Linked DNA regions of Mus musculus: region 1 is linked to region 2. The links are chromatin loops, found by intact Hi-C in ENCODE. Cell type or tissue: left cerebral cortex. All regions are shown on one strand. Links, peaks and the distances in the headings refer to the core of each region. The heading gives the core; the rest is flanking DNA. Region 1 overlaps Oasl1 (2'-5' oligoadenylate synthetase-like 1). Region 2 holds the start of 2610524H06Rik (RIKEN cDNA 2610524H06 gene).

Region 1 (5,375 bases), core at 228-5,227, 110 kb after region 2:
GCTTCCCTCTTGCTCCTGTTCTCTGGCCATCTCCCTTCTTTTCTCCCCTCCCCCTTCCTCTGTTCCCCATTTCTTCCTAGTTAGTTACAAGTCTCTATCATCCCTGGGAGAAAACCGCCATATCCCTCACACGGCCAGTACACCCAGGGGAGTGGGAGGGGCAGCACTGCCTGTTCCCTGATCACCTTCATCAGACAGCTGGGGGTGCATGGAGCTCAAGGGATCCAGCTCACCCCGGTAGCCTGCTTTCACCCTCTATCACAAAGACAAAGCCCCAAACTCAAGGAACACACAGTGCAGTTCTTACTGACAGGCTCCGGGGTCCACTGCAGTCAATCTCCCAAGGGGCCCACGCAGACTCCACACAAGCCAGTAATGAACAGTCTTTCAGTGTTTGCAGACCAGAGAGACTATTAGAGGCAGCCAGAGCTCTGCCCTGTTGAGCAGTAGAATCAGAACAGCTGAGAACCTTCACTACCAACTGTGAGAGTTTGAGGTCAGCAGAGAGATTGTTTTAATTTAATCCTTTAATTTAATTTAATCCTACAAGCCTTTAATTCCAACACTCTGAAGGCAGAGGCAGACAGATCTCTGAGTTCCAGGCCAGCCAGACCTACACAAAGAAACCCTGGAGAGAGGGAGGGAGGGGGAAGGAGAGCGAGAGAGAGAGAGAGAGAGAGAGAGAGAGAGAGAGAGAGAGAGAGAGCTTAAGGTCTATGTCTCTGTTCCCTGACCTCTACAACAGGGATAACCATACTAATCCTTATAGAATTGTTGGGAGAATCAAAGCTCACACAGGTTATGTTCTGGCCCAGGGCTTCAAAAGCAATCAGTGGATGTTGGTGGTGCCACTGTTATCAAAGGCCACTCAGCCAATTTGCCCTCAACGCCTGCCATGGCCTTGCGGTGCCTCTCCTGCTAAGTGGACATCTGAGACTGAGACTGTTCCAGGACCCAGTTTACAGCCTCGTCCTACCCACCCCTCTGATTCTCTGCACTTCCCGGAATGTTCTCCTCAAGGAGATGAGAAATCTCATCATCTCTGAGGACACACAGATGCTCAGTTGCTAGAGAGAATGGAGGCTGGGAACCACCTCCCTAGGTTATGGCTCCCTAGGGTATGGCTCCCAAGCCAGCAAGAACCTGGGTATTGTCTCTCTGTTGCAGGCCTATCATCCTGGACCCAGCAGACCCCACCAACAATGTGGCAGAAGGCTACAGATGGGACATAGTGGCTCAGCGGGCCAACCAGTGTCTGAAACAGGACTGTTGCTATGACAACAGGGACAGCCCCGTCCCCAGCTGGAGGGTGAAGGTAATGAATGGTTCCTCCTAACCTGACAGTCTGAACACTACACTGCCTCACCCAACAAAGTGGGGAACAGCTTTTCAGAGGCAAGACGTCTGGACACCACTTGTTTCCAGCCAAATAAAGCCAAGAGATAGGCAGGAAAGTATAGACCTTGGGGCTTGTTTATGAAACAGGAACTATGTAGTCCTGACTGTCCTGGAGCTTGCCTATATAGACTAGGCTAGCCTTGAACTCACAGAGATCCACCTACCTGTGCCTCAGGAGTACTGGAATTAAAGATGTGTGTTGCCACACCCAGCCTGTGACTCAGTGAAGCAAGGCCTCTTTGTGTAGCCCATATACTCTCAAATTCACAACCCCTCTGTTATACACAAAAATGGCTCATACATCTCAAACCCCCACTCCACCCCTCCTCTCCCTGCTGGACTGGAGGATATTTTTTCCTTGAAACCTTTACAACCCTAGCTTTAGAGTTCTTCCAAACCCAGCTGTGTCCTACATTCCTTTTGCCATGCAGTGAACACTAAGTGTGGCAGAGGCAGGTACCATCACTTTGTCTACCAAAGGGGAGGAGAGCCTACCTCAATGGGCTGAAAATGTATTGGGGGGGGGGGAGGCGCCCAGCATAGAGCTTACAAAGTGCTAGGCGTTCCCTAAACATTTGCTGCGGAGGATGAGGAGGATGAGGATGAGGGAGATGAGGGAGATGAGGAGGCGGTGGCGGTAGGGGAGGGGGTGGGGTGGGGGAGGGGCGGGGAAGCCATTTTTGCTATTACAAAGATGAATCTGGGAAGGGAATTTGTGGGTCACGAGACAGAAATGCGAGCCTAACCCCGCCTCTGTCTTTTGCAGAGAGCACCCGATATCCAGGTGACCGTGCAGGAGTGGGGGCACTCGGATTTAACCTTCTGGGTGAACCCTTATGAACCCATAAAGAAACTGAAAGAGAAAATCCAACTGAGCCAGGGCTACTTGGGCCTGCAGCGTCTGTCCTTTCAGGAGCCCGGCGGAGAACGTCAGCTCATCAGAAGCCATTGCACGCTCGCCTACTACGGAATCTTCTGCGACACCCACATCTGCCTGCTGGACACCATCTCCCCTGAGATCCAGGTCTTTGTGAAAAACCCGGATGGCAGGAGCCACGCCTATGCGATCCACCCGCTTGATTACGTCCTGAACCTGAAGCAGCAGATAGAAGACAGGCAGGGCCTTCGATGCCAGGAGCAGCGCCTGGAGTTCCAGGGCCACATCCTGGAGGACTGGTTTGACTTTAAATCCTATGGCATCCAAGACAGTGTCACAGTCATCCTGTCCAAGACGACGGAGGGGGCAGCTCCATTTGTGCCCAGCTAGCTTCCTCTGTCGGTGGCTCTGCCTGTTTTATTGTCTCATCCTAGACTCAGCCTAGTTGCCTCTCCTTCCCGTCCTCTGCCCGGATGGTCCACGTCTTCAGTACCTTGCCAGCAGGGAGTCAGAGGGGGTGTGAGAAGTCGTGTACAGCCAGACACTCTTGTGTGACAATGGAATTCTGCAGTCCCCTGGGAAGTCATGCCAGGACCTCTGCCTTCCTCGTGGCCTCACTGTCAAGACTGTGTCAGTGAATAGCTGGCCTCACAGACTATTCTCACATGTTCAGAGAAAGCCAAACCATCTTCCTAACCAATCACAGGGACCCTGCTTGAGGTTGTCCCACCTCCAAATTCTTCCCAGTGACCTCCATCAGGGCGGCTCTGAAGCCTTCCCCTGTGCCCCCAACCACTTCTGCCTGCCTTCGACTATCCAAGGCAAGGTAGGAGGGGATCAAGTTCCTTTCAAATGGAGAATAAAAAAGCCATTGTTTCTTCCCAGATGAGTGGTCCTCATTTGTCACCACAGATGCCTCTCAACTCTGCGATTGATGGGTATAGGGAAACTGAGTCAAAAAGAGACAAAGCCTGAGAAATGGAGTTTGAAGATGAGACAGTATTTAAAAGTTCTTTCTGGGCATGGTATCATGCCTTTAATCTTGGGAGGCAGAGGCAGGCAGATTTCTGAGTTCGAGGCCAGCCTGGTCTACAGAGTGAGTTCCAAGACAGCCAGGGCTACACAGAGAAACCCTGTCTCGAAAAGATAAAAACAAACAAACAAACAAACAACAACAACAACAAAACAAACCTTCTAGGCAATTTAGCAATACCATTATATATACTTCCCAACTCTTTTACATCCGGGGCCTACAGTATCTCTTTTCTAGAGGGTGAACAGTCTAGCTCAATCCAGATCTTCATATACTTCACAATACAGACCATACTGTAGGGGAATGAACAGGGCTGAGGCAGATCAGCTGGCAGAACACTGGCCTGTTCCTAAGAAGTCCCCAGTTCAATCCCCAGTACTTCCAGGTGTGTCAACTCCTGCCTAGAATCCCAGCACAGAGTCAGGAAGATCAGGAATTCAGTCATCTTTGGTTGCATGGCAGGTTGGAGGCCAGCCTGAGCTACCCGAGACCCTTTCTAAAACTATCAATGGATTAGATGAATAAGTCACTGCCTTGGTCCTTTTACATTCCCGTAGCAAAACACCACAAATTCAGTGTCTTGTGAATAACAAGTGTTTGTTTCTCACTGAGAAGTTGAAGATCATTGGCATCCGGTGAGGACCTCTTGCTGGTTTGAAAATGGTAGCTTCTCACTTGGTCCTCATGTGGTAGAAGGAGAGAAAGGCAGATCTTCGAGAGTATTGATGGCAGGGATAAAGGCTCTGTTCCCTGCCAATCATCTCCAAAAGCCAACAGCATGGGAGGTAGGAAGTCAGCAAAGGGATTCAAACATTTGTGGAATATTCAAACATTCAGTCACAGCTGTCATTTTTCTTTTCAAATCTTACTAGCTGGATAGAGGCAGCTTAAACCTTTTTAATCCTAGCACTCAGGAGGCACAGGCAGCCAGATCTTTGAGTTCGAGACCAGCCTGGTCTACAGAGATAATTCCAGGACAGCCAGGGATACACAGAGAAACCTTGTCTTGAAAAATCAACCAGGGCTGGAAAGATGGCTCAGTGGTTAAGAGCACTGACTGCTTTTCTAGAGGTCCTGAGTTCAAATCCCAGCAACCACATGGTGGCTCACAACCATCCGTAGTGAGATATGACGCCCTCTTCTGATGTCTAAAGACAGCTGCAATGTACTTACATATAATAAATAAAATCTTTAAAAAAAAAAGAAAAATCAACCAAAGAAAAATTTTAAAGACTTATTTTATTAGATACACGAGAGTGTTGCCTGCCTGTATGTATGTGTAGCACATTCGTGCCTGGTGCTCTCAGAGGTCACTACTAGATTTCCTAGGATAGGAGTTATGGATGGTTGTGAGCAGTGCTCTTAACTGCTGAGCTAAGAAAGACTTTTCCCATGTATGACTGCTTTCTCTCAAGAAATGTTTTCATCACCACGGGCACATACATATGTAAAATAAGCAAGCACATCAAACAATTAAAGGAAAGAAATCATAAAGAAATAACTTTAAAACAAGTATTTAAAGCAAGCAAGATGGCTCAAGAGGTGAAAATATTTGCTACCAAGCCTGGCAAACTGAGTTTGATCCCCAAACGTGCAGATCTGGGGCTGGAGAGTTGGCTCAGCGGTTAAGAGCACTGTCTGTGCTTCCAGAGGTCCTGAGTTCAATTCCCAGTAACCACATGGTGGCTCACAACCATCTGTAATGGGATCTGATGTCCTCTTCTGAATAAATAAATAAATCTTTAAAAAAAAAAATATATATATATATATATTAGCCAGGCAGTGGTGGTGAACACTTTAATCCCAGCACTTGAGAGGCAGAGGCAGGCAGATTTCTGAGTTCAAGGACAGCCTGGTCTACAGAGTGAGTTCCAGGACAACCAGGTCTACACAGAGAAACCCTGTCTCAAAACAAACAAACAAAAAAGATGTGCAGGCTGGGCGTGGTGGCACACACCTTTAATCCCAGCACTCGGGAGGCAGAGGCAGGCGGATTTCTGAGTTCGAGGCCAGCCTGATCTACAAAGTGAGTTCCAGGACAGCCAGAGCTATACAGAGAAACCCTGT
Region 2 (5,375 bases), core at 144-5,143:
AAACGATCAAGAAGGATTTAGAAGGGCAAATCATGATCACCCTACCGAGTGCGATGAGGAAACCTCAGCAGTGTGCAAGGGCTGTTCAATGATCGTTGAGTCTTTCTCATCCCAGTGCAATGGATCCGTAGATCCGTGGGGTGCAAGAGCAGAGGACTTAGATTGAAAGACCCACAACGGAGGACTCCCCCACGTTCTGACTCAGGAGAGGCGACACCCCAAAATCACCCACAAGAAACGGTCTTGCTGCAAACTGCAAGAGGATTTTTATTCAAGAGCGCTCTCAGGCCCACGGTCATACACCACACAGGAGTAGAGGACCGTGGCGCGCCGAGTAGCTGGATAAGGGGGTATTTAAAGGAAGAAACCACAACTCAAGGAGGTGGGAAGGGGGTTGTTGGAAAATACCAAAAATACCAGTTAAGAGTCACAAGGAAGTGCAAAGTCACAAGAGTCAAGAGGAATACCTGGTAATTGTGAGGGTTATTTCTCAAGACAGTTTCTAAGAGCCCCTAACAATAGCACCTTTGAATAGCGGGTTCCAGCAATGGTCAGGGTGGGTCAGGGTGACTTTCTTTGAATGAACACTCTTTGAACCCAGAAAGCAGGTGGGTGGAGGAATGTCGTTATCTGTTTTATTATCACAAAGGCCACATTCCCAAACCTGGGCCTAAAGGCCTAGAATTTTGTTTTTAAGTTTTACTCTTTCAAGATGCCGACTAATTCTTGAGCATAGATAACCAAACTTCAGGGAAGTGCTTGAGTTATAATCACCTTGTCACGTTTTTGTTGGGTTCTGAATTTGTAAACCAACTGAAGCACGAATACCAGTCCACAGCATATAGCAGCACCAAACAAAATCACTCCCACCCATTCCTTAAAGTAAGAAAATGCAGAGGTAAGCCAAGAGGTAAAGCCTCCAAGGGTCACTGGTTCCACTCTGGTTCGATTAAGCTTCTGGATCTGTATTTGCAGCTCCTTGTGCAACCTGTCCAGCTCCTGCGACCAGTTCCCCTTCAGATAATTCGATAAATCTGTAGTTTTAATAAAAGAATCATTAACATACCCAATGGGAGTAATGCACATATGCAGGGTTGATGCCACACAACTCATTTGTAGGACATCCATCATCTGTTCCATGTTATGTTGTAAAACATCCACTCTTTGATTCACTAACAATAACCCTGAGGCGATATGAGAATCACCACTTGTAGAGGCCCAACTCGCCAGCAAGAAGGATTCTTCTGCGCATGTTTATTGGGAGCTTGATAGTGAAAGCGAAAGACCCTGAGGCCAAAAACCAGTGCTGCTTATATAGGCCTAGGATAGGCGTGTCTACACCCCATTGGTTATGCTTTCAGTACCTCATTTACATGCCTTGGGCCAGGCAGTGACTCTGCCAAAAAAAAAAAAAATAAATAAACCCTACTGTACATGGGCACATTGATTGTTTACCCATATATATATAGGTGTCAGCTTATTGAAATCAGCACCATCTTGTAATGGCGTTTATTGGCTTCCCACAACCAGAGGCCCGGGCCTGGGCCCGCCCCCGCCCTGTACAAGCTCCCCACGCCCGGATCCCGCTGCAAACGCGCACCCTCCGCACCGCCCCGCTTACCCAGGCTCTGCCTCCGCAGCACCTCGTAGGACCGGCTCTGCTCCGGCGGCAACCCGGGGCTCGGGGCCTCGGCTCGCCCCAGCAGGAGGCTGCAGAGCACGGGCAACAGCCGCATCCATCCTAAGCGCAGCATCACTGAAACCCGCGCTGCAAGGAGCGAGGGGACGCCCCTTCCGCCGTAAGCCCCGCCCCTAGACGTTGCCGTTCCCCCCCCCCCAGGTCCGCCCACTCCGCTCGCGCAGTTGCCACGGAAACAGGACCGGTAAGGGGGCGAGGGGAGGAGCCATCCTGACCAACTTTGGGGGTGGGATGGTGAATTATGGTTGCGCGCGGAGGGTTCCAAAACTGTGGCAAGCGCTCGCGTCGGGCTTCCCCGTGGAAGGCTTTGCTTTACACATTCATACATTCATACATTTTCGTATTAAATAGTCAATGCAGTCCGAAGAAAGAGACACCGTAATCTCATTTTTGAAAACTGTAAGTTATTTTAAACAATATTTTCTTAAATGCTTTATTTATTATTATATATAAGCACACTGTAGCCATCTTCAGACACACCAGAAGACGGCGTCAGAAATCACTACAGATGGTTGTGAGCCACCATGTGGTTGCTGGGATTTGAACTCAGGTCCTTCAAAGAGCAGTCAGTGCTCTTACCTGCTGAGCCATCTCTCCAGCCTGAAAAGCTGAGCCATCTCTCCAGCCTGAAAAGTGTAAGTTTTATGTATGTATTTTGCTTCCTTTCAAGACAGGGTTTCTCTGTGTAGCCCTGCCTGTTGGAACTCACTCTGTAGACCGGGCTGACCCAGAACTCAGAAATCCTGCCTGCCTCTGCCTCTCAAGTGCTGGGATTAAAGACTTATATCACCACCACTACTGCCACCACTACAGAGTTTACTTTCCTTCTTCCATATGTGGGCATTTTTCAAGCATATTTGTCTGTGTATCACATACCTGGCAGTGCTCATAGAGGCCAGAAGAGGGCGTGGGGTCGTCGGGAATTGGATTTACAGATGGTTGTTAGCCGCTGTGTGGGTTCTGAGATCTGAATATGGGTCCTCTGGAAGAGCAGTAACTGCCGAGCCGCCTATCCAGCACCTGTAGAGTGTGTGCATGTGCGTGTGTGTGAGACAGAGAGACAGAGACAGAAAAAGTCGGAGAATGATGCTATATGGGTGCAGTGCCTGTGGAGGTCACTAGAGGGTGCTGTGTATCCCTCAGCAGCTGGTGTTATAAGTGGTTGTGATGTATCTTTTGAAATCTCTCGGTCTGGACCACAAACTCATTGTTTCTTATCCTAAGAATTTTAAAGTATATTGACAATACCTCGTGGGATACCACACTAGTCTGTTTGAAATTCAAACCTATGATGGTGGCGGATGCGGGCTATGTTCCTTTCCTTTGGGTTACAGTTGGTGACCAGATGGAAAGCACGCCTGTCTTCCTACCCGTGATGTCCTGGTGTCCTTGCTCCGGGGGCATGCTCACCATCCAGTGGCCAATAAGCATCCTCCATCCCTTTGGCTGCAAAAACTAGTTCATGACCTAGTGAGTGGCCTGAGTTACAGGCAGCCTTCTTCCGAGAGGATTATTATCAATAATTTGTTATTATGAATGAGATGGAGGGGTCTCTTTAAACATCACTGTCCTGGAACTTACTATGTAGACCAGGGTGGCCCCAAATTCATGTAGATCTGCCTGCCTCTGCCTCCCGAGTGCTGGGATTAAAGGCATGTACTAACATGCCTAGTCTATACAATCATTTTTAAGGTTTAGTTTATGTACATGAGTGCTTTGCTTGCATGTGTGTGTGCACTGCATGGGTGCCTGGAGCTGGTGAAGGCTAGAAGAAGTGTGTGTTCCTCTGGAACGGGAGTTACAGATAATTGTGAGCCTCCGTGTAAGTGCTGGGAACTGAACCCAGGTCCTCTGGAAGAGCAGTAAATGCTCTTAACCGCTGACCATCTCATAGCCCCTTTTATACAATCTTAAAATCATACTGGCTGATCTCACTCTTGCTATGATGGTGACATGACGTAAAATTAATCATTTTAGCTACTTTTTTTTTTTTTTTTTGATTTTTTTAGCGAGACAGGGTTTCTCTATATGGCTATGGCTGTCCTGGAACTCACTTTGTAGACCAGGCTGGCCTTGAACTCAGAAATCCTTAGCTACTTTTTAATACAATTCAGCTGTATTAGGCTAAATATAAACCAACACATGTAGACCATTTCCAGAACCTTCTCATCATCTCAAACAGAAACTCCAAGCCCATTAGACCATACATCAACTATCTCCCCTGTCCCCATCACCTAGTGACCCATTTTATTTCTGGCCCCTGCATACTTATCTATTCCATATCAATAGGTCATTATCATATAAGTGGGATGTACATTTGCCTATTTGGCTTTTTTTGTTTTGGGTTGGTTTTGTTTTGGTTTTGGTTTTTCAAGACAAGGTTTCTCTGTGTAGCCCTTGGTTGTCCTGGAACTCACTCTGTAGACCAGACTGGCCTCGAACTCAGAAATCCACCTGCCTCTGCCTCCCGAGTGCTGGGATTAAAGGCGTGTGCCACCACGCCCGGCTCTGCCTATTTGTTAAATAACTATTTTTGTGTTTTCTAGCAATCTTTTAGAACGATCAGAACACACACATACACGAATCCAGTCATAAAACAATTATTTCCTGTGGCCGATCGTCTTTACACTGATCACCAGTGAAACGCAAAGCAATGCCTGCACCTCTCCTGCTGTCAGTACTGAGACACGATGAGCCCACTCACCAGGTTAAAGGTCGCACACACTGTCAGACAGGAGCATGACTTCCTTGGCAAGCTCCCAAAGCAAACGATCCCAGAACCAGGAATCCTAGGGGCTGCAGGAAGCCGCGAAATCCCTTGGAACTCCTAGGGATTGCTGAGGGGCTGAGCCCAGAGTGCTGAGTGCACCCCAATTCCACCTCCCCGAGGGCACAGGACTGGGGGACGGTTTGAAGGCAGTCATTTGCTGTGCAGAGCTCTTCTGTCTGAGCCTGGGAGGAGTCTCACCTGGTTGAAGTGCTCAGCCCCGCCCCCCGTGCCCCGTCTGGCCAACCACAGTCAGAGGTCGGGAGGCCACGCCCCCCGATGGGAGCCAGCATCAGCTCTGTTCTTGCCCCTACTGGCTGTTCCGGCGCCGCCATCGCTCACCGCAACTCTTCATGAGCTATCCCCACAGAGCAGCCTCGTGGCTCTCCTTTAATACCTGAACTTCAAGAATATCTGAGGGCACCTGAAATCCCGTCCCGAGTTCCCCACAGTCCCGCTCATTTCCTAAATGGAGCCGTGTTCCCTTCAAGGCAAACACCACCAGTCGTCTGGTCTCTTTGTTTCCCTGGGCTGGGTTAGAACCAAAGTGAAATCAAAATGAAAATGTACCTTGAGCATGGCAGTGGTAGCGCACGCTTTTAAGCCCAGCACTTGGGAGGCAGGGGCAGGTGGATTTCCGAGTTCGAGGCTAGCCTGGTGTACACAGTGAATTCCAGAACAGCCAGGGCTACACATTGAAACCCCGTCTCCAAGCCCCCCCCCCCCAAAAAAAAGGAAAATGTACCTTGAGATGAATAAAAACCAGGACGACCACACATCAAGCCTCTGTAACGTCGCAAAAGCAGTTTTTACAGGGAAACTGATAATAATAAATTCATTAAGAAGAAAAACAACCGGGCAGTGGTGGCGCCACCTTTAATCCCAGCACTTGGGAGGCAGAGGCAGGCA

What was found. A loop is a pair of places that touch in the nucleus more often than their neighbours do. Peaks named below come from ENCODE experiments on the same cell type or tissue, not always from the same donor. Only the 100,000 strongest peaks of a DNase experiment are listed, where the experiment ranks them.
Region 1: a loop joins it to region 2, with 2.4 times the contacts of the local background. A loop is called at or near these places in 3 of 42 quality-filtered maps.

What each region holds. Positions count from the first base shown.
Region 1 is chr5:114,934,754-114,940,128 of GRCm38, forward strand. Oasl1 (2'-5' oligoadenylate synthetase-like 1) reads left to right here. Exons shown (of 6, transcript NM_001359945.1): 5 at 1,168-1,315; 6 at 2,165-3,158. The coding sequence ends at 2,665. Among named protein-coding and RNA genes, the nearest start is that of 2210016L21Rik, 4.8 kb to the right of the region's middle. In left cerebral cortex, for the core only: no CTCF peak of the experiment used is centred there; no DNase peak of the experiment used is centred there.
Region 2 is chr5:114,821,692-114,827,066 of GRCm38, forward strand. 2610524H06Rik (RIKEN cDNA 2610524H06 gene) reads right to left here and starts at 1,777. Exons shown (of 2, transcript NM_181075.3): 1 at 1,622-1,777; 2 at 246-1,034. The coding sequence starts at 1,754. The coding sequence ends at 748. Gm46920 (a long non-coding RNA gene) reads left to right here and starts at 2,039. Exons shown (of 2, transcript XR_003955777.1): 1 at 2,039-2,098. In left cerebral cortex, for the core only: CTCF peaks have their summits at 2,791 (motif pointing right) and 4,816; DNase peaks (open chromatin) are centred at 1,350, 1,851, 2,726 and 4,853; H3K4me3 peaks cover 1,865 bases; H3K27ac peaks cover 673 bases.